2 separate regions of the Mus musculus genome follow, and region 2 is linked to region 1. The links are chromatin contacts, found by POLR2A ChIA-PET in ENCODE. All regions are on one chromosome and are shown on one strand. The core of a region is the stretch at or near the end of the contact, and the rest is flanking DNA. Distances in the headings are between cores, read along the strand shown. Region 1 holds the start of Dvl1 (dishevelled segment polarity protein 1). Region 2 holds the start of Ccnl2 (cyclin L2).

Region 1 (2,632 bases), core at 92-2,591:
TTCTCCTGAGACCACCACAGCCATTCAGCTAGGAAAAACACTACATTAGAAGTTGACTCAAGTCAGGAGATGAACCGAGCACCTCCCAGGAATGCAAATGTTGTGTGGTTCAGAAAGGTCAGAGGCACAGGAGCCAGGAACCAAGGGGGCAGGGTACACGGAATGAAGCTTCTTGGTTTCCAGTGACCCTTGACCTCTCTGCCTTGCCACAGGGACTCTAGAGGGACCTGGAAGAGTCTGTTTTCAGGCTTCAAAACTTTTCTAAGTTCCAGAAAACAGGCGGGTGCCTATGAGCCACCTATTTCACATTACCCCATCTCAAGCGGAGGATCCACTGGGTGCTAGGAGCCACAAACCCCCAATCCTTCTCCGTGATCCCACCCCCCACCCCCCGCATAAACTGCACACCCACCAGGGCAGTCCTGAGCCCCGGGTTTCCATCCACAGAGGAGGAACGCATCAGGCTCTGTGCTTAACCAGAGAGAAGGGAGTTGGCTTTAAGAGTGGCCTTCGGCACCCAACATGGACCAGCTGGGCACAGGAGCACCAGTGGATGGTGGTCAGAAAGCCTGGGCCCTCGCCTGTCCGTCAGAAAGAACTGTCTGGCCTACCCAGAGGGTAGTCAGTGGCTCGGAACCCCAGCTTGCCACACTCAGGGTCACTGGGCGCAGAAACTCTACCTACACCTGCTGTAGATGCGCAGCAGGGTTGCCGGCGACGGGGGCGCTCTCTGACGTCCCCAGACCCGAAAGCCCAGCCGGCGCGGACAGGTGCCAGCTCGTGCACACAGGCGCGGGAGGAGGCCAGCGCCCCTGCCCAGGCCGCGCGGCCCACTGACCCGAAGTCCTGGTCCATGGACTTGAAGAAGAATTTGTAGGCGTGCACCGGCCGGTTGCTGAGCACGTTCTTGAAGTCGGCCAGCGTGACGCGCTCGGGAGCTACGGGCAGCTTGACCAGGTACGGCGTCTCCTCCTCGTCCATGTGGTAGATGATTTTGGTCTCCGCCATGGCGCGGCAGGGGCGACGCGGAACCCGCGCGGCGTCAGGGCCCGGCTCGCCTCTCGGACGCGGGGCGCCCTCCCAAACCGCCGGCCCGCGCCCCGCCCGGCCGCCCCGCGGCCCCTTGGCGCGGCCGCCCCTCCCGGTCCCGGCTCGCACCCGTTCCCCGCCTGTCGCCCCGCGGCCCGCGGCCGCCCATCCGCCGCGGCCCCGGAGCGGGCGCCAGGGAAAGCGGCTCTGAGGGCTCCCGCGGCCCGCCGCCCCCTCGGGCTGTTCACGAACCGCCTGCTGGGGTGGAGCGCGCCGCCGCCGGAGGGCGCTTCGGGGCCGGTGACGTCACTAGTCGCCCGCAGCGCGGGCGGGGCGGGACTGCGCACGCGCAGAGCGGGTCCGGCGGGGCGGGGCTACGGCTTGCGCACGGGCGGGGCAACCGGGGTGGGACTGGGCGGGCTCAGAAGGCCTGGCCGGTCGGGTCTCTCCGAGCGCTGTCTTGGGGTGGAGCCCAGATTCCCAACAGGCTGCGATCCTTGAGGCGTTTGGGTCTGAGGTTTCTGGGCAGGTGGGCACGCTGGACCCCAGAAAGACAGAGAAACCCTGGAAAGATCGCTCCCCTTGAGCCAATAAGGTCTGCCAGGGAGCAGAGGAGTGTCCTTAGGTTAGGCCGGTCCTGATTCTCCTTCTAGGTGCTCAGAATGTGGAGGCACTGTCCGCTCGGGCGGCTTCAGGCGCCCTATAAGAATCTGAAGATACCTATGCCTAGCCCAAACAGCGAGAGCCTCACTGTGCCCCCATGCTAATCCTGAGCTCAATTCTTATGCCCACTGCCTTGTCCCGTCGGATCTCCAAGAAACTCAAGTAGGTATCCACACAGATGTCCAGGCAAGGCCCAGGCTGCAATTGAAGCCAAAGGAATTTTAGCCCTGGATACTGTAGATCCAACCAGCCAGGTGTCCTCTGCAGACCAAGGAAGACCAGGTCCGCCCCTCAGTCCAGGATGGCCTAAGACCATTAGAGGGAGTGATTCACTGACCAGTAAGAATGGGGGAAGACATAGGATATTGATCAGTGATGAAGAAAAGGGGTGCCTGTTGTGACCTTGGACCATCCCCAGACACGAAGCCCGCACAAGGAAAGATCCCACCACTGCCTGGAGGACTCAGAGGTAGGCATTGAATGCATACTAAAGGCCGCTGAAGTCAACCTAAGCAGAGTTCTCCCCTTTGCTTCCATTGCTATCCTGGAAACCTATTCTTCCCTTGCCAGTAGCTGGCCTTCCTTGAATCTCTACAAAAGCAACCTGAAGGCACCAGGCAGCCGGGCGTGGTGGCGCACGCCTTTAATCCCAGCACTCGGGAGGCAGAGACAGGCGGATTTCTGAGTTCGAGGCCAGCCTGGTCTACAGAGTGAGTTCCAGGACAGCCAGGGCTACACAGAGAAACCCTGTCTGGGAAAACACACACACACACACACACACACACACACACACACACACACACACACACACACACACACAAAAGAAAGAAAGAAAGAAATCAGCAAGATGGCCTCAGAGGGTCTGCCCAAAGGAGAAGGAAGACAGATCCTTTCCTGAGTGCCCCTTGACCCAAGCTACGACTGGTCTATGGGTCAGAAG
Region 2 (2,632 bases), core at 43-2,542, 35 kb after region 1:
ACCATGGAACAAACAGGACAATAGGGTGGTGAGCTGATGTGGTCATACAGGAATTGTTTCAGCAGGGCTAGGACAGCCAGCTATCCTGGTTATTGTACCCCCCTACCAACTGCCCCAAGACAGCATCTAGGGCACATGCGAACAATCTACTGTAAATTCACAGGTTGGTATTAACAATGACAGACATTAGGACAGCTCTGCAAAGGACTCACTTTTTCTCTCTCAGATGCCGAAGGCGATGGAATACATTGATGACATCCCTGATTCGTCTCGGAGCCTCTTCTATTTTGGAAGCCAGGTGAACACAAGCCATGGACACATGCTGAAATGTACATTGTGACACGGGTGTTTTTCCCCCCAACTTGAGAACCTTCCAAGGCATTAAAACTATTAGAAACAACCAGAAGATACAGAGACAGACAGGCCTCTAGGGAAAGAGCTGTGTAGACTTTGCAGGACAGAATTCAGCTAAGCACTGGGCAGAACAGGCCAGGTTTCATCCCAATTCATTTCTCCGAGAAAACAGAAAGAAGCCTACCTCCATGGAATGTTTCACGAAGGACTTAGTGTAAAAGAACCGCTGGAACAGCACCTGCCCTGTAGCCATGGCCACCTAGGGACAGAGAGGGTTCCATCACGTTTGAATGCAGGACTCACGCTTGTCCCGGCTACAATGTCTTGTGTGATTTCCCCCCAGGACAAATAGCCACGACAGTTTCCATTTCCCCCAAAGGGTTTGGGTCTCGCGAGGCTTTCTTGGGGGTAAAAGGGCTTCGGCTCCGGCGGAGGGGGAAGGGGAAGGGGAAGGGATGGCGGGTGCGGGTTATTTCAAGGCTGCGGAGCGCACAGGCTCGGACCTCGTCGCCTGGGTCCGGTGAGCTCCGGGCCGGGGGCCGGGACGACAACAAAGGCCCGGCCCTCGGCCCTCGGCCGGCGAACGGCCCCTGCAGAGCTCGCGGCCCGGCCCTTACCTGCGGCAGGCGGAGCAGGATGCCGGCTGCCTGGATGAGCTCGCAGCCCACGACGCGGAGTCCCGTCTCCGTATCGACGTCGAGGCCGCTCGACATGGACGGCGTGAAGCGGAGCTTGTCGTCGGGCAGCAGGCAGTTTTCCAAGGTGATGAGCACGCCCGAGTAGAGCCTGTCGCCGATCAGCACCCCCTGAGACCCCGGGGCCGCTCCCGCCGAGCCGGAAGAGCAGGCCGCCGACGCCGGAGCCATCAACCCCGCAGCCCCGGCCGCCGCCGCCGCCATTTTGTGCCGCCGACTCTTCTCGGGCCCTTCCCGTCAGGGCGGCTGCTCGAGACGATCGTGGCCGCCCCGCCCCGCCCCCTCCCATTGGCTGAACGTCACCGCTGTCTCGACGCCGTTGGCCGTACGACCAGTCCGTCAGTGTCGCGTCAGGCACCGACGCCGGAAGCACCCACGGGTGGGGCTGCTCGTTACCCACTTGGCTCCGCGGCCTGGCCCGAACCGGAACTCCTGCCTGGCAAAAGGGGTTCTAGAAGGGCGCCTTTCTTTGGGGGTTGGGACAGAACAACTTTTCTCCCACAGTCCCACGTGCACGACGTTACACCGCGACTTAGTTCGGAGTCTTTAGTTCTCAGCCCTCCCTTCCGTCCTCGGGCTCTGGAACAGCTGTGGGGTGGATCTGCCAGCATTAAAAGGGCAGATGTGCCTTTAATCCCAGCACTTAGGCAGGCGGATCTGTGTGGGTTCAAGGTCAGCCTTCTCTCTACAGCTAGAGTTCCAGGACAGCCATGGCTGAGAAACTTTGTCGCAAAAATAAATAAAATACTAAACAAAAAAGTGCAGATGAAGGGTCTGGAGAGATGGCTCAGCAGTTCAGAGAACTGACTGCTCTTGCAGAGGTCCTGAGTTCCAGCTACGACATCATGGCTTGCAGCCATCTATCTGTGATTGAATCTGATATCCTCTTCTCTCATTCAGGCACAAATGCAAACAGAGCACTCATATACACAATCTTTTCTTAAAGGGGACCCCCAATAATCTACTGCAGCAAATACAGGCCAAAAAAATGGCTTGGGGACCTTGAAGATCAAGGTGAAACGGCTTGTAGTAGACCCTACAGACAATATTAATATTCCTGACTCCAGTCCTGGCCTGCTTAGTTTCACCCAAAACAGTGCTGCTGCCACTACACAATAGATGTTTCCTGTCACTGCTCAGTTATCTCAAGCTTTTGATAAGATTTCAGCCAGGTTCGGTGAAACGGAAAATTGGGAGGACATGGGAGTTTAAGGAGATCCCTGTATAACTCTGATTCAGGTATGGTGAACAGCCAACAAGGTTGCCAAAAGTCAGTATTCCATAGTCCAGCTGTAGTGGGGTGATTGGATTCCACTCCTAAGCAGACCCCACAAAGATCTCATCAGTCCTCTCACTGTAATGGCCACGCTGCTACTGTCTGTCCGTCTGTCCCACCCCTAGGCTGCAGCTCTAAAGTAGGCACAATTGTCATTGCCTGGTCTGCCCATTCCCTAAGCTGAAACTGAACCAAGAATTAGAAAAGACTGTTGGCTCTAGTCACTCAACCCAGACTCTGGTTCTAGAGATGACTATTACATCCATCAGGAAGAGAAACCTATATTGGAGAGGGATGCTTGGTTACA

What was found. ChIA-PET counts read pairs that join two places held with the same protein, here RNA polymerase II (POLR2A).
Region 2: POLR2A ChIA-PET joins it to region 1 with 15 read pairs in Patski. The contact joins the promoter of Ccnl2 here to the promoter of Dvl1 in region 1. POLR2A ChIA-PET finds 5 or more read pairs at or near these places in 3 of 5 experiments (Patski and embryonic stem cell).

Annotation. Positions count from the first base shown.
Region 1 is chr4:155,846,111-155,848,742 of GRCm38, reverse strand. Dvl1 (dishevelled segment polarity protein 1) reads right to left here and starts at 1,341. Exons shown (of 15, transcript NM_010091.5): 1 at 839-1,341. The coding sequence starts at 1,008.
Region 2 is chr4:155,811,149-155,813,780 of GRCm38, reverse strand. It overlaps Ccnl2 (cyclin L2), which reads right to left and starts at 1,292. Exons shown (of 11, transcript NM_207678.1): 1 at 972-1,292; 2 at 539-613; 3 at 213-322. The coding sequence starts at 1,253.